Regions from separate parts of the Mus musculus genome. Here region 1 is linked to region 2. Evidence: chromatin loops called from intact Hi-C (ENCODE). Cell type or tissue: left cerebral cortex. All regions are shown on one strand. Links, peaks and the distances in the headings refer to the core of each region. The heading gives the core; the rest is flanking DNA.

Evidence for each region. Hi-C counts contacts between places; a loop is a spot of excess contacts. Peaks named below come from ENCODE experiments on the same cell type or tissue, not always from the same donor. Only the 100,000 strongest peaks of a DNase experiment are listed, where the experiment ranks them.
Region 1: it touches region 2 in a loop (5-fold over the local background); 6 of 42 quality-filtered maps call a loop at or near these places.

What each region holds. Positions count from the first base shown.
Region 1 is chr15:102,693,933-102,703,528 of GRCm38, reverse strand. No RefSeq gene overlaps it. Among named protein-coding and RNA genes, the nearest start is that of Calcoco1, 23 kb to the left of the region's middle. In left cerebral cortex, for the core only: a CTCF peak has its summit at 5,138 (motif pointing left); a DNase peak (open chromatin) is centred at 5,138.
Region 2 is chr15:102,965,330-102,974,925 of GRCm38, reverse strand. It overlaps Hoxc10 (homeobox C10), which reads right to left and starts at 8,130. Exons shown (of 2, transcript NM_010462.5): 1 at 7,318-8,130; 2 at 3,028-4,128. The coding sequence starts at 8,068. The coding sequence ends at 3,851. Mir196a-2 (microRNA 196a-2) reads right to left here and starts at 1,576; the gene lies at 1,492-1,576. In left cerebral cortex, for the core only: CTCF peaks have their summits at 3,972 and 8,342; a DNase peak (open chromatin) is centred at 4,006.

The sequences.
Region 1 (9,596 bases), core at 1,146-9,145, 270 kb after region 2:
ACAGAACGGAAAATATCAACATTGAAGGGAGAGGTAAAGGTAAAATGATGGAGATGATGGGAAAGGACCAGGGAGAGATAAGAAGCTACTTATGAGAGGTGACAAAGAGAAGATCTAACAGAAGCAGGTTCCGCACCAAGGCCAGGAAAATGACTCCTGGAAGACACTGGACTGACAGCTGGGACACTGGCTTCAGGGACACATGACAGTTAGGTGTGGCAGTGGCTGCATAGCCGGACTTCACAGCCCCTGCAATAGGTACAGAGTTCCGACCTTTGGGGATTGAGAATATAACCAGACTCATAAAAAGTGAGGGCTAAGCCAGCAAAATGACTCAGCAATTTAAAGCACTTGCTGCCATGCCTGACCAGCCCTCAGAAGCCACACAGTTGAAGGAAGGGAACCGACTCCAGTAAGTTGACCTCTGACATCCACAACTGCATCATGGCACATGCACACACACATATACATACAGAATAAATGAAATTTTAATGTAATAAGATAAACAAAAGTCCCTGAACCAAAGTGTAAGAAAAACAGGAGCTGGGCAGTGGAGGTTCACACCTTTAATCCCAACACTTGGGAGACAGAGTCAGGTACTTCTCTGGGTTTGAGGCCTACATAGTGAATTCCAGGACAGACGGGGCTACACAGAGAAACCCTGTCTCAAAACAAAACAAAACAAAACAAAACCAAAGGAGTAGAAATCAAAATGTCTAGAACTCCAACATCAGAGATTCTCCTGCCAACAGGGTGTGGAACACACTAATTTTCTTTCTCTTTGAGATAGGGTCTGGCTATGTTTGGCCAGGCTGGCCTTAGACTCCTGCCTCAAGTCTCTCTAGGAGTTAAGACTTCAGGCACCACCAAGCCTAAAAGCTAAAATGATTTAAAGTCCTGCTCTGTTCACTAGGGAAGCCACCAGCCACAATTACTACATTACTGAATGTTTGAACTGTAGCCACTCCACACTGACAGGATGTGTGTGTAAGTATATAACAGATTTCAAAGACTTAATACTTAAAAACAAAAAGTAGAGTCTCAAAACATTATATATATTCAGATTGAAGCGATACATTTTGGGAGGACACATTCAAACCATAGTCATTCATCTCTAGGGATCATAACTAGGGTGGATAAACAAATATTACTCTGGACTATCTTTGCTTCTTAAATGAGGTCATTAGGAAATGTTACATGATGTGTATGACCACAGTTAAGTTTCTACTACACAGCACTAGCCTAAGATCCACTACAGAACAGGACCCTTACAGCCAGGACATGCCTAGACTTCCCTGTGTCCCCAGACTATCATCATCTTTCTTATCAGGAAGAGAAATACATGAAATTTCCAAGACTCCAGTCTTTCTTTTGTTCTTTGTTTGTTTCTTTTCTCACTTTCTCTTCTTCCTTTCTTTCTTTCTCTCTTTCTTGTGTGTGTGTGTGTGTGTGTGTGTGTGTGTGTGTGTGTGTGTGTGTATGTGTGCAAATGTGCCCACTTTGTGTGTATTGAGGCTCCAGAGCAGGATGCAAGGTGTCTTTATCAAGTGTCTCCCTGTTGCTTCTCACTGACCTATAGGCCATTTTGGTGAGGCTGGCTGGATGATCAGTAAGCTCTCCAGATCTGCCTGTGTTCATTCATGTTGGAGTTACAGGCATGCATAGCCTTTTATGTGGACCTAGGAATTCAAATTCAGGTCCTCATGCTTGCAACCACTCTTACCTCTGCCTCCCTGAGGACTGGGATCCCAGACACATATTACCACACCTGGTTTTGTGTCGTACTATAGATAAAAATCAGGGTTTCTTGTGTGTTCAACAAGTACTTTGCCAACTGAGCTTCATCCTAACCTGGAAGATTCAGTCTTGGCGTGCCCCTGAGCCACATAATCCCAACCCCACAGTCAGGGCAGACTTCCACCTATGTTGTGCTGTCTCCAGGGTTCTCCTGTTCTTGTCACCCAGACTTTTCTTTCCTTTTCTTTTCTTTTCTTTTCTTTTCTTTTTTTCTTTTGTTATTCAGGTGAGAGTAGAAATGTCTTAATTCATAAAAGTGAGTTTCAGCTAACTGTGGTGGCACACACAGATTATCCCAGCTACTCAGAAATCTGTCTGAGGAAGGAAGATTGTGAGTAATTTAGTGAGGTCTATATCAAAATAAAGGAAATACAAAGGACCCCTGTTGGAGGGCTGCCCAACTGCATGGATGTCTTACCCGTTCCAAGTATCATAAGACACTCAAACACACACATATGAACACACAACGCACACATACATGTACATACTCACACACATGAGCACACAGCACACACACATGAATGCACATGCATGAACACACATATTCACTCACATACGCACTACATAAATGCACTCATGTGCACATACATGCATGAACACACACATATACAACACACATGAACACATGTATATGTATACATATACACATGCAATGGTGTTTTCCTGGCTTACAGATCAGAACTGGCCTTACAAACCTGGATTTAGGAAACATGTCCTCCCTGTTTCCTATATTTCCATCCCTTTTTCTCTTTTCTTTTCTTCCTACCTGTAACTGTGAAAAATTTCCCAAATTGGTAGAAATGAGTTCTAGTAATGACCTAGTTCCTGGAGCCCTAGACATGCCCAGACTCCCCAGATTCTGATTCACCCTCAAACACCCAATGTCTCCCCAGCAGAAAGACAAATGCCTGGAATGCACAAATCTTCATTCTTTTTCTTGTTACAGTTTTGTATTTTGAGGAAGTATCTCACTAAGTACATGCATACACTCACACACTCACACACACACGAGAATGCACATGCGTGAACACACACTCACACTGTCACACACATGAACTCACACACATATATGAACACACATGCACACATACACCACACACACACACACACACACACACACACACACACGAATGCACATGCATGAACACACACACGCACACATACACACAGGAACACAGATATGTGCACACACCCATGAACACACACATGCAGGCTGTCCTGGAGCTCAGTCTATAGCTCTAGATGACCTTGAGATCCCCCTGCCTTGGCCTTTCAAGCACTAACTAGGCTTACAGGTACGTGTCATCACACTCCTCTCAGACTGCATTCTTAGGCACTCCTGTAACCCAGATATGACATATTTCCCAATCCCTTGACCTCGGTAAAACATTCCTGGCTCTGATCCCTTGACAGAAAATGCAGATCAAGCCTCCCTGGAAGTCACTGAGAAGATACCACAAGGACAACGCTCCTTGTTGGAATTCGGTTCACAGTCTGTGCTTTGTAATTCTCAGCTTCCCACTTTGTCCCTTCACCCTGCAGATTGAGAGGATTAAGGAAAGCTGAAGAGTAAACTCCATTCTGTTTAAAAAGACTCACAGAACCTCAAAACCATAGATAGGCTCCTTGCAACAAATCCCCAGCTTGCCATTCAGTGCAGAAATTCCTTGGACTAATCCCTCCTTGGTAGTCATCCACCCTCTGTTTAAACCTCTCCAGGGCCATTCACTGGCTCACTTGATGAACAAAAACAAGACTTGATAGACACTAAAAAGAAGGGCAGACACGGGTCCTACCATTAAGGAAGCCTATATTTTAACAAAATCACAGAAGTAACTATAAGGTATACATGGTGTGTGTCGGCTGAGGCCAAGACAGGCCGAGTAACGACATCGCAAGTTATTCATGCCCAACCAAGGGAGACTGTAATACCCAAATCCCTCCAAATCTCACAGCCCTTCCCTATTCATTTCAAGGAACATGGAACAAGATGCTTCTACACTAAATCCAATTGCTCTCAAGGAGGACATTTCTACAGCAGCTTTAAAACTCCAGGAAGACGTGCATGGAGGAGGCTACCATGAAGATGACTGAACTGCAGCACTCTCGTGGGGGAAAGTGGAACCCACAGCAAGATCGTCTACTCTGGTCTGTATCATGGAATGATCTTTGGAGACCTTAAATACACACAAGGGCCAGCCTACTGGCAATTCCCCAGCCTGCCTTGGAAGCTCAGCATATCTCTATCCTAGATTGGTATCTTTCTTGCTATTTTTCTCTCTATCCCATCTGTGTGGCCTAAATCAGTGGCTCTGCTTCAACGGGTCCCTCCGAGCATTTTAGTTTTCAATATTCTTGGGGACTTTTTTCTGTCTCTCTGTCTCTGTCTGTCTCCCTGTCTGTCTCTGTCTCTGTCTGTCTCTGTCTCGCTGTCTCTCTCTCTCTCTGTGTCTCTCTCTCTGTGTCTCTCTCTCTCTCTGTGTGTCTCTCTCTGTCATTGTTCTCCGTTTTCTTGGTTGATTTCCATTTTTCTATCTCTGGCCTTGCTTTCTCCCCAGCTGCCGCAAAGCCATAAACCTAGCCTGTTCTGCAGCAGGCAGCCGCCAATCACTGAGCTCCAAGAGTTGAAGGGAGGGAATCAGCAAAGAGTTGGGGTGGGAGAGCAAGGGCACTGTTGCTACAACAAGGGAGGGGAGATGAGTAGAAAAGAGCAGAGAAGTACCCCTCCCAGCAAACAGCCAAAACTGCCTACAACAGCCCTTCTTGGACAGAACCCCTTCCCTGCAGAAAACAGACACCTGGCCCCTCTATGCTCTGTAAGGCAGGTCCACTTCTTGTACCCCCAATGGGTGGCTTCCCGCCTAGAACCACTGATCACAGATAGCACCAGAAATGAGTAGACTAAAGACCTGGGAGGTTTGAGGAGGATTGAGATTGATGCTTACGTGGATATCGGGAGAGACAAAGATGGTCAGGGCCATGTCTAGTGGGTGATGCCAGGGCAGGTTTGGGGAAGTATTGAGAGGAGGAAAGTGACCTTATTATCACCCAAGGCTGAGCCAGGAGGTTGGGGGCTGCAGGTTTCTTCTTTGCTATCTGGCCACCAATAGCCCAGTTCCTGGTCCCTTATCTAATTTGGGGTTCAGGAAGGCAGAGTGCTGATTTGAGAGGTAACTGCTCGGCTGTACCTTAGAAATCTCAGACTGTAACAGGCTAGGAGGGGAAGGGGAGGGGTCAGCCAAAGATTTTAGGTGAAGAGCAACGAAGGAGGAACATTCCTCCTTCCTTTTGGTACTGGAGACGACTTGGAAAGCAGTAATTCCTGGTGTGCCGGCGACCCCTGCTGGCGCTTCGCGTCAGCACCAGCGAGCCCGGGAGGCAGGTAGGTACTCAGGGTTTTCCTGAGACCTGCTGGGCATCATTTAGCCAGGACACCTTTCTGTGACTACATCAGTGTACAATATAACAGTGTGTACAGCTCTGCATTTGACAGGGTACGGGCACCCCAAGTGAAGGCAGTAATGTGACTGAATAGAAGACTGAGCCTAAAGGAACTTCAAGCTCTCAAACTCCCAACTACTCTTTGGAGAACTCAGAGTGTAGAGCCCAGCCTGTCTCACCACCAGCTCCATGCCAATAACACAGAACCACTCAGCATGGCTCTGCAGGGGTGAGAGACCTGTTAACCGGTCCATAAGAAGAAGAGTAAAGGATGACTAGTTTGAAATCAGACTGGGTTATAATCCCAATTGTCTATTTCCCTCCCCAAAAACCTGCAAGTGATTCGTGGTGTTTGAACCCAGTTTCCCCATATAAGGGGCATGCTGAGCACAGCTCCTAATAATGTTAAGTATTTAATAAATTCTAAATTCTCCGTCTGTCTCTCTATCTCTATGACTCTGTTCTCTTTCTCTCTCTCTCTCTCTCTCTCTCTCTCTCTCCCTCCCACTGTCAAGGTCAGGCAGGGATTTCAAAAGGCAAATAAATGGGAATGCTGTTGACCATGGTGATGATGGTAGTTTGTATTTACACCACTCGTGCAAATCATTTTCAACATATTTTAATACATGGCTTTTTTTCCTTTTTATTAGCCACGCACATCATGATCATGTTTTATTGGGATAGAAGTACCCCGATGTTATGGCAGGTATCTGGAAAGATGGCCTTATGAAGCGATAACAAGGCATGACAAATCTTCCTTTATTGTGATACATTTCCATTACTCAGGTTAATCAGAAATTACCCATTAGAACAAGGGCTTAAGATAAGTACATGACAGTCATCTGCGGAGATCAAAATCTCTGATTTTCCAATGGGTACCTAATTGTTATGGCCATTGTGGGGGGGGGCAATTAATGCTTAGATTGAACCGGTCTTAAAACATTAGAATAACTCAAGGAGAGATGACAGGCAGTTAGGATTAGTATATTCTGAAATTAAAGAGAAGACAGATTTCACTTCTACCGAATGATATCCTCACCCCTACAGCTGTCCAGTGACAGGGGCAGACTGTGCATGAAGTACAGAGCTGCACTTCAGCAGGAATATTGAAGCAGGCTGTCTGACTCCTGGGCAAGCTTACCGTGAAAGAGATTCAGGCTGCAGAGGGAGATTGGGTAAGAGGCCCTCTGAGGTCCCTCTACAAGCATACTTGAGTGGATGATGAATACTTAGCACAGCACAAGTGTTGCTCCAAACAGCATTACTGCCATACCCGACATCCTTGCTTGTCACCACAGAATGGGAATGGGGGACAGCAATCATAACTATGGGAGTCTCTGCTTCTCTGAGATTTTCTTCCTCCCAAGGAAAAGCAAGAGTCTGGGGGACATTCCGTCTCTAAGCATCCCTATGTTTGCCTTGATTTCTTTTGCAATCCTCATCTTTTTCTTCATAAGCTCCCTCTTCAAACGCCTTAAAGAAATCTTACTTAAGCAAAGAGCCTTATTTGTCATTTAGTTTCCTCTAAGGGAAGAGTGAACAGCAAGCAATAGAGGAAGCACTCAAACATTTGTTTAGCTCCTATTAGGTGTAGCGCCTATAAACTTTGCTCTTGATTAAGAGAGGTGTGCGTATGCTCTCATGCAGAGGGGTGTGTGTGTGTGTTGTACATGTGGATGCAAATGTAGGTGGGTCTGCAGGAATTCTTTGCTGCTCAAGCCTTGCTCTGTATTTATCTCTCCTTTGGGAATTGCAATACCTTCTGTGCACACACAGGCTATAGCCAGGAGATATTCTTCTGGTTTCTAGATGTTTGTACACTACCCCAGGTTCCTCTGTTCCCATCTTGAGCTTTGCCGTGTTGACGTGTCAAGATTTAGCTGCTTTCTTGTCTCTGTGTATGCATCATTGGCATTCTCTTCTCTGTCATGGTGCATGTAGATCCAGGTATCCAACCCATGTGAAGTCATCTATGTCCTGAAGCCCCTTCTCCCAAGAAAGACTCTGTGAGGAGTCCTTGGCACCCTCCTTTCCAGGCTGCCCCCACTTCCCACTTTCCATGCCAGGAGAGATCTAATTACACAGAAATTAGTACAGAGAAGGATCGTTTGCTTTTATGGCATCAGCGCCAGGGCAGCTGTAAATCTGGAGCCGCTACTGCAGCAGCTTCTGAGCACTGTGAGGACGCTGAAGGGGCTCTCACCTCTTCACCCCCTCTCCCCCTGGGCCGCTATCCCTGTCCAGGACCTGACAACCCGTATAGGTACCCATCTCACCAAAGGATAAGGTGTGAAAGGGAGGCTGTGGTAAATCAAGACACATAGTAGGTGTTCAATAAATGTTACCTAGCTGATTAGAGGATGGATTACCAGCATTGTTAACCACTACCCAACTACCCAGATGCAGTGACCAAAAGAGGGATACTCTTACCAAAATTCCTCAGAATTTTCACATTCTTACCAGCCTTCCATACTTTTGTATGTGCCCAGATAAACCTGATGGGTAGGGCAATGTGTCACTGGACTTCTATTTCAGAGACCCTTCTTAGGCAGCATCAGGTCGTGAAGACAGACCAAGTTCAGGTCTTGATTCTTCTCTTACCTCTTCTTTCCCATCACCCTTCAGTGTAGCTTTTACCACAACCCCCCCCCATCAATGGCCATCACATATTTGGGGGACATTGCAGCATGTAGACAGACTGTACCCACGCAATCAGAAATGAACACTTCTTTATGGTAGTCTCATCCGATGAGTAGAGAGGGCATAAAAGGCTCTAGCGACCCCTGGGCACCTGGAGGCGACTGTCTGCCCATTGCCAGCACACTTTAAGCACACTAACATGGTAGTGGTTATTTGTGCTTCCTTTTTACTGTACTGGGATTGAACAAAGTCATTCATGCAATGCAGGCAAGTGCTCTACCTCTGAGCTACCTCCCAGTCCCGACTACAGCTATTTTGATTTCCATATGTTGAAGGGATGAATTGCTTCCTTGCGGTGCTGGAGGGTCTTGCTGTGAAGGGTTGCAAAGAATTGAAGATTTCTGTGAAGAGGGTTGGGGGTAAGTGGGAGCTGGGGGGGGGGGGCGGGGATGGATAGAGACACGGCCTTTTCCAAAGTAGCAAAATCAAAAGCCAAATGCCCAAACTTCCTATTTCTTCCCAACAGTTCCCAACCCACAGGCTCAGGACTCCTTCCTCTTGTTCTTCCCTACCCGGACATCTCCAAGTCAAGGCACTTTGACAAGAACTCCCATATTCACTCCCATAGAGATGAATCTGGAGAGCTCCAAGGGGTGTGTAGGTCAGGAAAGAGTGAGCCAAAGAAAAGAAGGCCTATCTGCAAGGCCAGCCCCTCCAGGACTTCAAAGACCATTTGGACAGGACATCCTGTTGCCACCTGGGGGGGGGGTGCGGGGGCAGGAGGAGCTGGCTAAAGAAGTGGAGGCATATCCTCTGTGTCCCTCTCACCCCTGTATCTGCGTCCCAGAGAGGGTGAGGATTTGGCGTGAAGGGCAGAGCGTCGGGGGGGATCTCTGGCTCCCGCCTCCCGCAGCCCCCAACCCCAGCTCAGGCTTCAGTCTCTCCTCGTTGTAGCAGAGCGAGAGCAAAGGGACGGGCAGTAAAGATGAGTGATGGCGCGGAGACAAGCAGAAATACACCATCATGAAAATGCTAATGACTCCTTGCTCTCTTTCTTTATGGTTGGAGTAATACAGACTTCAATCATAAAAACAATCTCCCAACATTTTAATGGGCTCCATCATGCCCGCACTTGTCGGTATATTTGAAGAATAAATCACCCTCCCCGCTCGGAATGAATTCGCTGTCAAACTCGGCTCCCTCGGAGAAAATGGATGAGGAAAGAGGATGGAGGCTTTTTTTTTTTTTTTTTTTTTTTTAGGGGAGGGTGTCGTCTCCCCCTCTAACTCCCTCCTAAACTGGATTGTTGTGAGAACTGCCTGGATTTTGAGTAGCAAGCAGGGGACTGTTGGAAGTTGGGAGAGCTGAAGCCATAGAGGGGGTTTTAAGAACAGTGGCTAAGTGAGTGAGGGATTTCACATGGCGAGAAGCCACCCCTGGGGTGGACGAGGAAGAATGATCAGGGGTAGGAATAGTGACAGCATTAAAGCAAAGGGCAAACTCCTGACAGTTCAAGGAGATGCGGAAACTGCCAAAAATCTGTACATCTGCACTACTTCTGCGTTATTGGGTCGAATTCCTCTCAGATTGGGCCCAAGCTGGGGCGCAGTAGAAAAAGAAGGGGGGAAGTTTGAGAGATCTCTTTTGTAGGGTAGAATATCATAGAGCAAGAATAGGTTGGGCTCTGAGCTTGCGGGGGTATTTTCAGCGCAGTAAGC
Region 2 (9,596 bases), core at 784-8,783:
TATCTTCCTTCACCAACTGGCCCGTCTTTCTGGAAACCTCCTCATTTCCCTGGGAGCCATAGAGATTTAAATACTTTTCTTCACACAAAGGGATGGAGAACAGCTAGGACCGACAATTCAGCTGGGAAGGGGGGGGTCTATTCACATCTTCTTTTCCAATATCCACAGAAGTCAAAATGAATTTCACACACACACACACACACACACACACACACACACACACACACACACACACACACACACAGAGAGAGAGAGAGAGAGAGAGAGAGAGAGAGAGAGAGATTTCAAAAAACCTAGAAAGGACAGATAGAAACAGAGACCTATACACTTGTCATGAATTTAAAGTCACATTCTTTTCTTCTAAGACACCATGTTGAGAATACAAAATTTTTCATGATAATTTGTTAAGAGACATGGTTGTATTCCCTGCTTTCATAATCATAATTACAAAAGAGCCCCAAGAATCTGGCCTCCTTTAGGTTTCTCCTTTTCAGAGTCTCTGAGAACAGATCCTATGCCTGTTTCCCCTTTTCCCTGATCATCCCCCCATTTTTTCCTCTGAAGACCAGAAAACCTTTTCTGAGATCCTCACTTGACAAACCAAGTCCAGAATTAAGAAAGCCGAAGGGAACAGAGTGGAGGAGGTCTGTAAAGTTTCTCATTGCTCAGATCTCCCTCTGTCCCATTCTTCTCCCCTCCGCCCCCTACCATCAGCCAACAGCCTTCTCAACAATATGGTAACGGTGGGCGCTGGCAGCGTCTGTTTACCCAGACATTTCCACAGAACACAAGGACAGGCAAATGCCTAGCAGTCTCAGACAGGCAAATATACAGACCAAGGCCTACGGATAACAGACAAGACAGACCAGAGCTGGGCTTTTGCCCTCAACAGGGTGTGTTGAAGGAGGTTTCGACTTGGACTTGGTGTTTCTCCACTAATGTACTCACTTCCTATATCCATCCTTTCCCTGGAGATGGAGCTATGGAGGGAAGAAGAGGCTACTGTTCTCAGAGTTCCCTAACTCTTTGAACACCAACACCCTCACTTTCCAAAGGAGCACTGCTCTCTCCTTAGAGGTAACAGGGAGAGACTTCAGAGATTCCCTCCTCTTTCTAGGAGCTTTTCTGTCCTTTCATGACTGCCCCACCCTGTTCCTCAACTAAGCTGGCCCAACAGGCCAAACTCAAACTCCTGCATTTCCTTGGAATTGGCTGGACCTTCTTTGTCTGTCTTTATCAGCTGGGCACAGGAGACAATAGCTACGGGAGTGAGGAGGGGGGAGAAACCCTTTCCCTCCATTCCAAAGATTGGGACAGGCTGAGGGGGAGATGGTTGTAAAGCAGGGCTGTCCAGAATTTGTCCCATGGCCCCACTCACAGCCTGACCTCCTCAGTCTGCACCTATTTTGCCCTTTCTGGGATGGGTGGTGGGGCAGTCCCACAAGGGAAGGAAGGGTTAGGGGAGGTGGATTGGGGCCCTCGACGAAAACCGACTGATGTAACTCAGGCAGTTTCTTGTTGCCGAGTTCAAAACTCAATCCCAACAACATGAAACTACCTAAGCCACAGATCAGCTGAGCAAGCAGGGCCGGAGTTTAGGGCTTTGCATCTATCCAAAGAAGAAGGGAAGGGGCTTGGGGAAGGAAGAAATTCAGCCCGGTCCCCCTTCAGCCCTACAACCTCCCTGAGGACTAGAGAGTGGACTTTGGGTGGCTGGGTGGGTTGAGGGTCTGATAGTCTCCCGTTAGTTTCTGGTATAAGCAAGTTGCATTGGGAAAATCTGGTGAAAAGGAACCTCTAGCCGCCAAATCCCTGCCCCACCCCCAGTACTGCAGTAGAGCTATCCCCCTGCATCTGGCCCTGGCCCTGGGGGGAGCTGGATCGTTCTTCCACTCTTGAGCTGGGTCCCCTGTCTTATCCATCTGGCTCTCCTCTACTCTTCTCCCAGACTCAGTGTCTAAGGATTCTCAACAAACATGGGTGTCTAGACCACAGCGCCTGTGCTCAGGAGCCACTTACAGTCGGGCCACTTGTCTGGCAAATCCCTACAGCTTGGGAACACGAAGACCAAGAACATGGACAAGGCTCACACCCACACCAGCAAAACGCAAGAAAACCCAAGCTTCAAGCTCCAACCCTTCTACCTTACAACCAGACAGAGACACCTAAGCTGATGGGTGGATCTCTAGACGCCCCTAAGTGCCATCAAAGATAAAGAAGCCAAAACCACCAATTTACCCCCTTTAACCACCGAACCCCACGGCGGTAGTGGACCAGGGAGGGGAGGAGAGGGAGCTCATAGCCGCTGCCCTCCACTGCTGGCGGCCACAAGGAAAATCCGGGTCTCTCAGAAAACACAGACGCCCAAAACACCTTCCTCCGTGCTCTACGCGCTGCTCTCCGGGCACCTGGGAACGCTGCTAGTCCTCAGTCGACCGCCAAGAGAAGAACAAGAAACCGATTCTCTTACCTTGTCGCTGCCTCCTCCTTCTCTTGCTGCCGCTGGCGCTTCTGTAAGCTGCTGTCGAGGGCGGGGGCTTAACTCCTCGTGCCCCTCCGGCAGTTAAGTTTATTCCTCTGTTTAGATGGGTGGGGGTTCCTGAGGTACCCCCCCAGCAGTGGTGGGGTGCATCCAGCCCCAGTACCGAAGGCAATCAGATCCGTCTGCTCCTCAAGATTGCAGTTTGCTCTCTGCCTCTTTCCCTCCTCCAGTCACCTTTAAATGCATCTTTTACTGCAGTACCACATTATATTTGCAGATCATAAAATCCACCTCTCGCGCGCACCAAGACCGTCCTGACATTACTGTTTTATGACCTTGACTTATTGTGGTCACCTGGATAATATTTAAATCAACGTTATGGTCTCTCACTTACATTAAACCCGCCAAGAGACATTCTGGAAAGGCTGTAGGAGATGAGTCAAACACAAAACACACACATATCCACACACTCAGTGTTTTGGGGGAGGGGGTGCCGCTAAAAAAAAAAGCGCCACTAAAAACAAAACAAAAAAAAAACCCATCCATTTGAGGATTAAGATTCCGGAAATTTATTAGGATTTTTTTTCTCCATTAAGGAAGCTACATGCAAAAGATACAACATACAGAATATCTTTAAATAACACAACTCCCAGACAGGAGCAGGACAACTTGGAGGGGGGGTTGTTTTTACTTTGCTATGCTCTATTTTTAATTTTTTTTTTGTTCTTCTGGATGGAATTTCTGAGATGAGAGAGATATAGTGTGTTGGGAAGGGTGGGAGAAAAGCAGAAAGCAGTACAAATACTTCAAGCATATTCTCAGAGCCATTGGGAGGGAAAGACAGAGAGAGGGAGGGTTTAGTCTAGACACTGGGTACTATGACAAACACACAAATACTAGCTGAACTTTCAAGACTACCTATTATTCTAAGGGGGGAAATGCAGCAAGGAAGGAGCAATGCTAACTGTGCTCTACAAGGTTACAGACCCTCTCTGTTTGATTATCCCCCTTTCTTTCCCCTCTAATCGGGTGCATTTGACCTCAACTTTGCATGGAGAACAGAATGCTGTATGTGAGTGCATGGGTGACTGAAGAGTTGACACACACACCGGCCACACTACCACCCCATCTATGAGGGCACACACAACACCCCAAAACCCATCACCCCATTTCATGCTTTAGGTGGAAGCATCCTCGAAGCACGAACCATAGGTCCCTTGGAAGAAGAGTCTGAGGTCTTTGCCTTTTTTTTTTTTTTTGCAGGCGAGTTGCATTTATACTCAGGGAGGGAAAAAAATATATCACCAGGCACAAAGGGAGGAGGGGCGGGGAAAGGGGAGAAGGGGAGGGGGAGGAGATGACGCTGGCTCAGGTGAAATTAAAATTGGAGGTCAGTTCCCGGATCCGATTCTCTCGGTTCATTTTCTTGAGTTTCATTCTGCGATTTTGAAACCAGATTTTGACTTGTCTGTCTGTAAGGTTAATGGTCTTGCTAATCTCCAGGCGGCGCTCTCGCGTCAAATACATATTGAACAGAAATTCTTTCTCCAATTCCAGCGTCTGGTGTTTAGTATAGGGGCACCTCTTCTTCCTTCCGCTCTTTGCTGTCAGCCAATTTCCTGTGGTGTTTTCTGCCTTTATCTCCTCTGTTAAAAATAACATTATTTACATAAGTATCCCTGGAAGACCCAAGACCTTGGTGCAGCTTTTGGAGCCTGCTTGGGCAGAGGGTAGCTGAAAAAGCAGAAGGGGAATGCTCTAGCCTCACAGGCTTGGGGGTTGGTTCTTTTGGGATTTTGAAATTTCTTAGGGGGTCTATACTTACAGGGAAGAAACAGAAGAGGCTTTTATGTTCAAAATGTTTGCTAAATTTAAATTAGTCAAGACCACCACCTTATTCTAACAGCCTTAAGCCTCCCCAGGCTTTCTCTCAACTCTGTTCTGCTCCAGCTCTGGAAAAATGCAGCCAGCCAGAAAAAAAAGCATCTTCAATGCAGAGGCTGCCCTACAGCTCAGAGTCATTTTCCAGAGAGCTTAAAATTCCTTTCATCTCTGTTGAGAGATTCTGTCCCAGTCTCTGGAATTCTTGCACTAGACCCCAACTCTTATTCTCACCTGAATTTCCACAGGATTGCTGTCTTGTTAGAGCTCCCCTTTGCTGTCTCCTTTCCTGGCCACATACTTCAGGTATAACTGAATCAAGGAAACCTGTCTGAGCAGCAGGGGTTGGGGCTACAGCTCTGAGGAATGCTAAGGGCTGCTCAGACAACTTCCTCTGACCAGAGAACTTAAGGTTAAGGAAGGCAGACAACCCAAGAGTCTATGTGTAGGTAGAGTTCAGATACACACACACCTATACATCTATATACACAGGAGGGATGTGGATAAATACCTACATATATGAGAAGATACCATAATATATGTGTTTCTATTGTTTTATTGTTAGTTTCTCTTTCCAATATGTATTCTTGTTGAAATGGATCAGCCTTGCTCTTCAGGTAAAAGTATAGAACATGGCCACCCTTTAAAGAGGGAAAAAGAGAATCCAAAGACTAGAGAGAGGGTACCTAGCAAATAACTTTGCTGACAGCCCTGTGTGCACCCTGCTTTCTCTCTTTCTTATGCCAAGTGGGTCTTCTGAGTCCTGGATTTTGTCTGGATTGGTGGTGAGGAGAGCTCTACAGAGGCAACCAGGAAACAGTGGGGGCAGGGAGAAAACAGCAAACTTGAGGCTATAGTTTAGAAAATATCAATGTCTTTAATTATTCTCGTATCTCTACACCTGCAGCTTCTTGAAAACTGTTCACAAGCTCTCCACATCTAACTCTACCCTGTTTATTTTTTATTGGGGTTGTTGGGTTTTAAGAGGAGGAAAGGAATTACAAGTGGACCTTAGCCAAAAAAGCTCATTGCCTCTGGCCTGGTGAAAACACCAAAAAAAAAAAAAAAAAGGGGGGGGGGTGGTGGTGGAGGAAAAGGGGAACACAAAGCATAATCTCTAGGTGTTAGTTTGGGGTAGGAAGGCTTAAATTATTGAAGGGATAACCAGGAAAGAAGGGGGAGTCTATGAAAGTGGGTATAGTTTGTGTTTAGAAGGTAGGCTTGTTAACCTTGACTTTGCTTTTTGGTATGGCTAGGACAAAGTTTTTTCTACCCTCCACCCCAGTCCAGCTTAGGGTTTATGGTGAGGGAATAAAATTAAACCTTTGCATGACATATGAGCCATTAGGATATGTGTTAGTTACATTGGTGCCTTACTCCTTACTCATCTCCACAAGCACAGCCACGGCCATCTTCTGGTCAAAGTCTCTAGGGACTGGCTACCAAGGCTATTTTTGCAGAGTAGACCCAAGAGGGCAAGGCTCTGCCCTCTGCGCGCCAAAAGAGTGCATATGCTTGTGTGAGTGTGTGTAGAGGAACACAATATGTGTGTGTGGTGTGTGTGTGTGACACAGGTTGCCATTAGGCATGAGTGTGCAGTTGCATCCATATATAAACCTTATACAAAGCACCACACACAAGCTTCAGGCCACCCCAGTCTGATTCGCTCTCAATAGTTCACCTACTTCTATACCAATGACCCGGCCTCCATCAGCATCACCAGGAGCCAGTTTCTTGGGGAGCGGGTTTATTTCTACCCACTAGGCCTTTTTTGGTGCATTTTGTTCCAACTTTTCAGGGAAAGTCGTTCCCTTTTGCAACACAATCCTGCTCCTGTTTCAAACTCCGGTTCCCTGCCCCCAGTACAGCAAAGGGTCCTGAAAACCCTCAGTTACAGAAGAAATGAATCTTGAACCCTGAGCTTGAACTCTGGCTGAGCATTGAACCAAAAATCACAAAGAAATCCAACCAATGCCTCACTCCTTCTCAGGAGTAAACCGCTTGCCACGCACACAGAAAATTTCAAACCACTCATTTATAAACTGCTTTTGAAAACCACTGGGGGCAAAAACATAACCAGAAAAAAATATAGAAAAGGAAAAAAAAGAGGCCAGAGGTGGTGGGAGAAGAAGAAAGAAGGAGAAGAAGAAGAAGAAGAAGAAGAAGAAGAAGAAGAAGAAGAAGAAGAAGAAGAAGAAGAAGAAGAAGAAGAAGAAGAAGAAGAAGAAGAAGAAGAAGAAATGAGAAGGAAAAGGAGCAGAAAAGCAGGGAAAAAATTTTCCAACGCCCTAATTCAAAGCCATCCTTAAGCCAAGCATCTGGCGGAGGGAGGGATGTGGCGGGCAGCCCTTCACCTCCACCTCTTCCGGCCTCAGCCTCGCTGCCCAAGGCTCCTGCCGAGACAGAAATTGCAGGGGCACAAACTGCACGCACAAATCCGACCCACAAACAACAAATTGTGTTTCTAGTAAACATTTTTCCAACTAGGAATATGCACTGAAGAGACATTATTCATCTCTAAGCCTTCTCTGGTCCCTGGCCTAAGGATCGCCATTTTAAGCTTTTTGTGAGCTTTGACCTGAGCTGGGGACATTAGCCCCCCAGGACATCCTCACTGAAAAAGCAAACCAAAGCCATCACGCGCCTAGGAATGGCCACCGATCCGGTGCAGCACAGGGTGCCCGTAGGCTTCCTGTAGTGCGCCCCTCCTCCGCCTATGCAACCAAGGGCCGGGCTGGCCTGGCACTTCCATGTCTCGGTTTACCTTCCACTGCTAAATGACACGCTACCAGCCTGGAGCTCAGCAAACAGGAGCCTCAAGCCCGGGTCAATTCAGAACCTTTGAGTTCCTTAGGCCTCTGCTCAATTCTCCCTTATCTTCCTGCCCCAAATCCTGACCACGAAGACTCGCACCCCCAACGTTCCAGCCCGCCCCGCGGCCCAGACGGCCTTACCTTTAGCTTCGTTATCCGAGGTGTCTGGACTGGAGTCTGCGGTCTTGGCCCGTTCCTTCTCGCTCTCCGAGGGGCTGGCTTTTGGGCCCGCCAGGCTTTGCTCTGTCTTGATCTCATTGGGACTGGGGGTCTGGCTGTCGGACTTGGGGGTCTCAGGAAAACTCACTTTGCCCCCAAGCTGAGGCGATTCCAGATGTTCGGTGCGCGGGTTGAGACTGGCCCGCTGCTCAAAGGGGGCTTCGAACTCGTTGGCCCCAGCACAGTGGGGCGTTTTGTCCAGCGCGGAGTAGCTCGGGCTGGCTCGGTAGTAGCTGGGTACAGGTACCTCGTGCTCCCCAAGGCAAGACTCCGGCAGGGGGTGGGAGTAGAGAGCTGCCTCAGGGCCACTTTTCGCCCGCTTCTCTGCACTGTACATGCAGCAGACATTCTCCTCCTTGACACTAGGTGGGTAGGAACAGGAGGACAGAGGCCTGCCAACAGGTTGTTCCAGGCGGTAGGCGGCTTTGGGGTCGCCCCAGGAGTCCAGCTGCGAGAGGTAGGACGGGTAGGTGTTGAGGGCTAGGTTTGGGCTGCCTCCCTCGTCCCTCTTGGAGAGAGAGGGCGCGAGCCCGCAGCCCCTCATCACCCCGCAGTTGAAGTCACTCCCAGATTGCATATACATTCCTGCGTTACGGTTATAGCGCTCTCCTCCTCCCGGCGCAGCCAAGGGCTCCGCGTACGAGTTCGGAGTTACATTGCGAGGGCATGTCATTTTCAGAGAGAGGGGTTTTTAAGGAGCAATACTACAGCGGAGGAGCTGACATCTTTTTTCCCCCATCCGGGAAGGGGGGGGGAGCGGTTGGAGGGGCGGGAGGAAAAAGAAGGGGAGGGGGGAAATATCAGCTCCATAATTATCCGCGCATTCGGTCCTCACCATGTGACGGCTAGACCAATGGGATTTGAAAATGGCCTTGATGATTCAGACGGTCGTGACGTCAGCGGGGTCAAGTTGTCGGCAGGCGGAGCGCTCAGCGTGGAGTAACAGCGCCACCTAGCAGCTGCCTCGGGGTAGGGGCACCGGAGCCCTTCCTGGCGAACAAAGGAAGCGCCCCCCGGGCTGCAAGGGCGGTGGGGTAGTGGTGGGGTAGGTGGAGGGACATGGGACTGTTCTGTGAAGAGTGGGACTTGTTTACTAGAGAATCAGCCTGTAGCTCCTGAGGAGAGGGGGGTGGAGAGGGGGGAAATGCGGGACAGAGTAAGGCAACCGGGGCTCAAAACAGTCAAATTCAAAGTAAAAGGTCAAGACAAGATTCAGGTACTCTTTTCCCTCTCTTCACCTTACACTTTCTTCACCCCTGTTCTCCTGTTTCTTCTCTTGGGTTGGTAGCCGGGTAGTGTTTTGGGGGAGATGGGAAGAATCTCCAGTGGGCTTAGGGTAGAAGAGAAAGTTCAAGAATCAAAAGCAAGCTGAAGTTTCTGTTCTCCTGCCTCCTGGTCCGGCTTGGCCCTTGGGTCTGAGCTCTCCCTACCGTAGGTCTTGGAGGTTAGTTGAGTTGCAAGTTCCTTTTTCGGTACTAACTGGGAGTCTCCAGTGTCTGGAGTGGGCCCGGGCCCGGGTCACAACCACTCAAGGGATTCTGGGCAAAGGAGGATCTTAGTGGGCCTAAGGATCAGTGCAGGAGGGAGTTGGAGATTAAAGGTATCTTTCTCCAACCCTGGAGTTGCGGTCTGGGCCTTACTGGATAAGCCTCTCTCTCGGCTTTGCCCTTAGAGCCTTAGAGAGGGTTCCATAGGCTGCTTTGCTCCATGGCCCGGCGGCCCTCTTTTCCTGTTTGACCTTGTCCCTACTTTTTAAAAAAAGGAATATTTCCGGAGAGAAAGCTCGAACCTCCAGGCCTTGCTTGGGTTGGAGGCATGTGTATCCACATGGGAAAGGCTCAGAAGAAACAATTAAACTCCATCCGAGAAGGGTCCTTTTTAAGCGATTGGGCTGGGAGTATTTTTTTAAAGAAGAGGAGCGGTCTATTTTTTTGCGTGCTTGCTAAAGGGGAATCGTACGGGAGGCCGGGAGGTTAGGAGGGATGTGTGTTTGAAATAGTTCTCCATCACTTTTCTTCCAAAGCGAACTAAACTCTCCACCCCTTCCTCAGGAAACGGAATCCGGAGAATAACTTGTCTTTCCGGTAGCTCCGCATTTTTCCCTGGGCAGAGGCTGTGGGCTTTCCATTTTCCCCCGAAAGACCAGAGCCTGGCTGGGAAAGGACTCCAGGGCCGAGCTCCCTGGAGTGGATGAGTGAAGA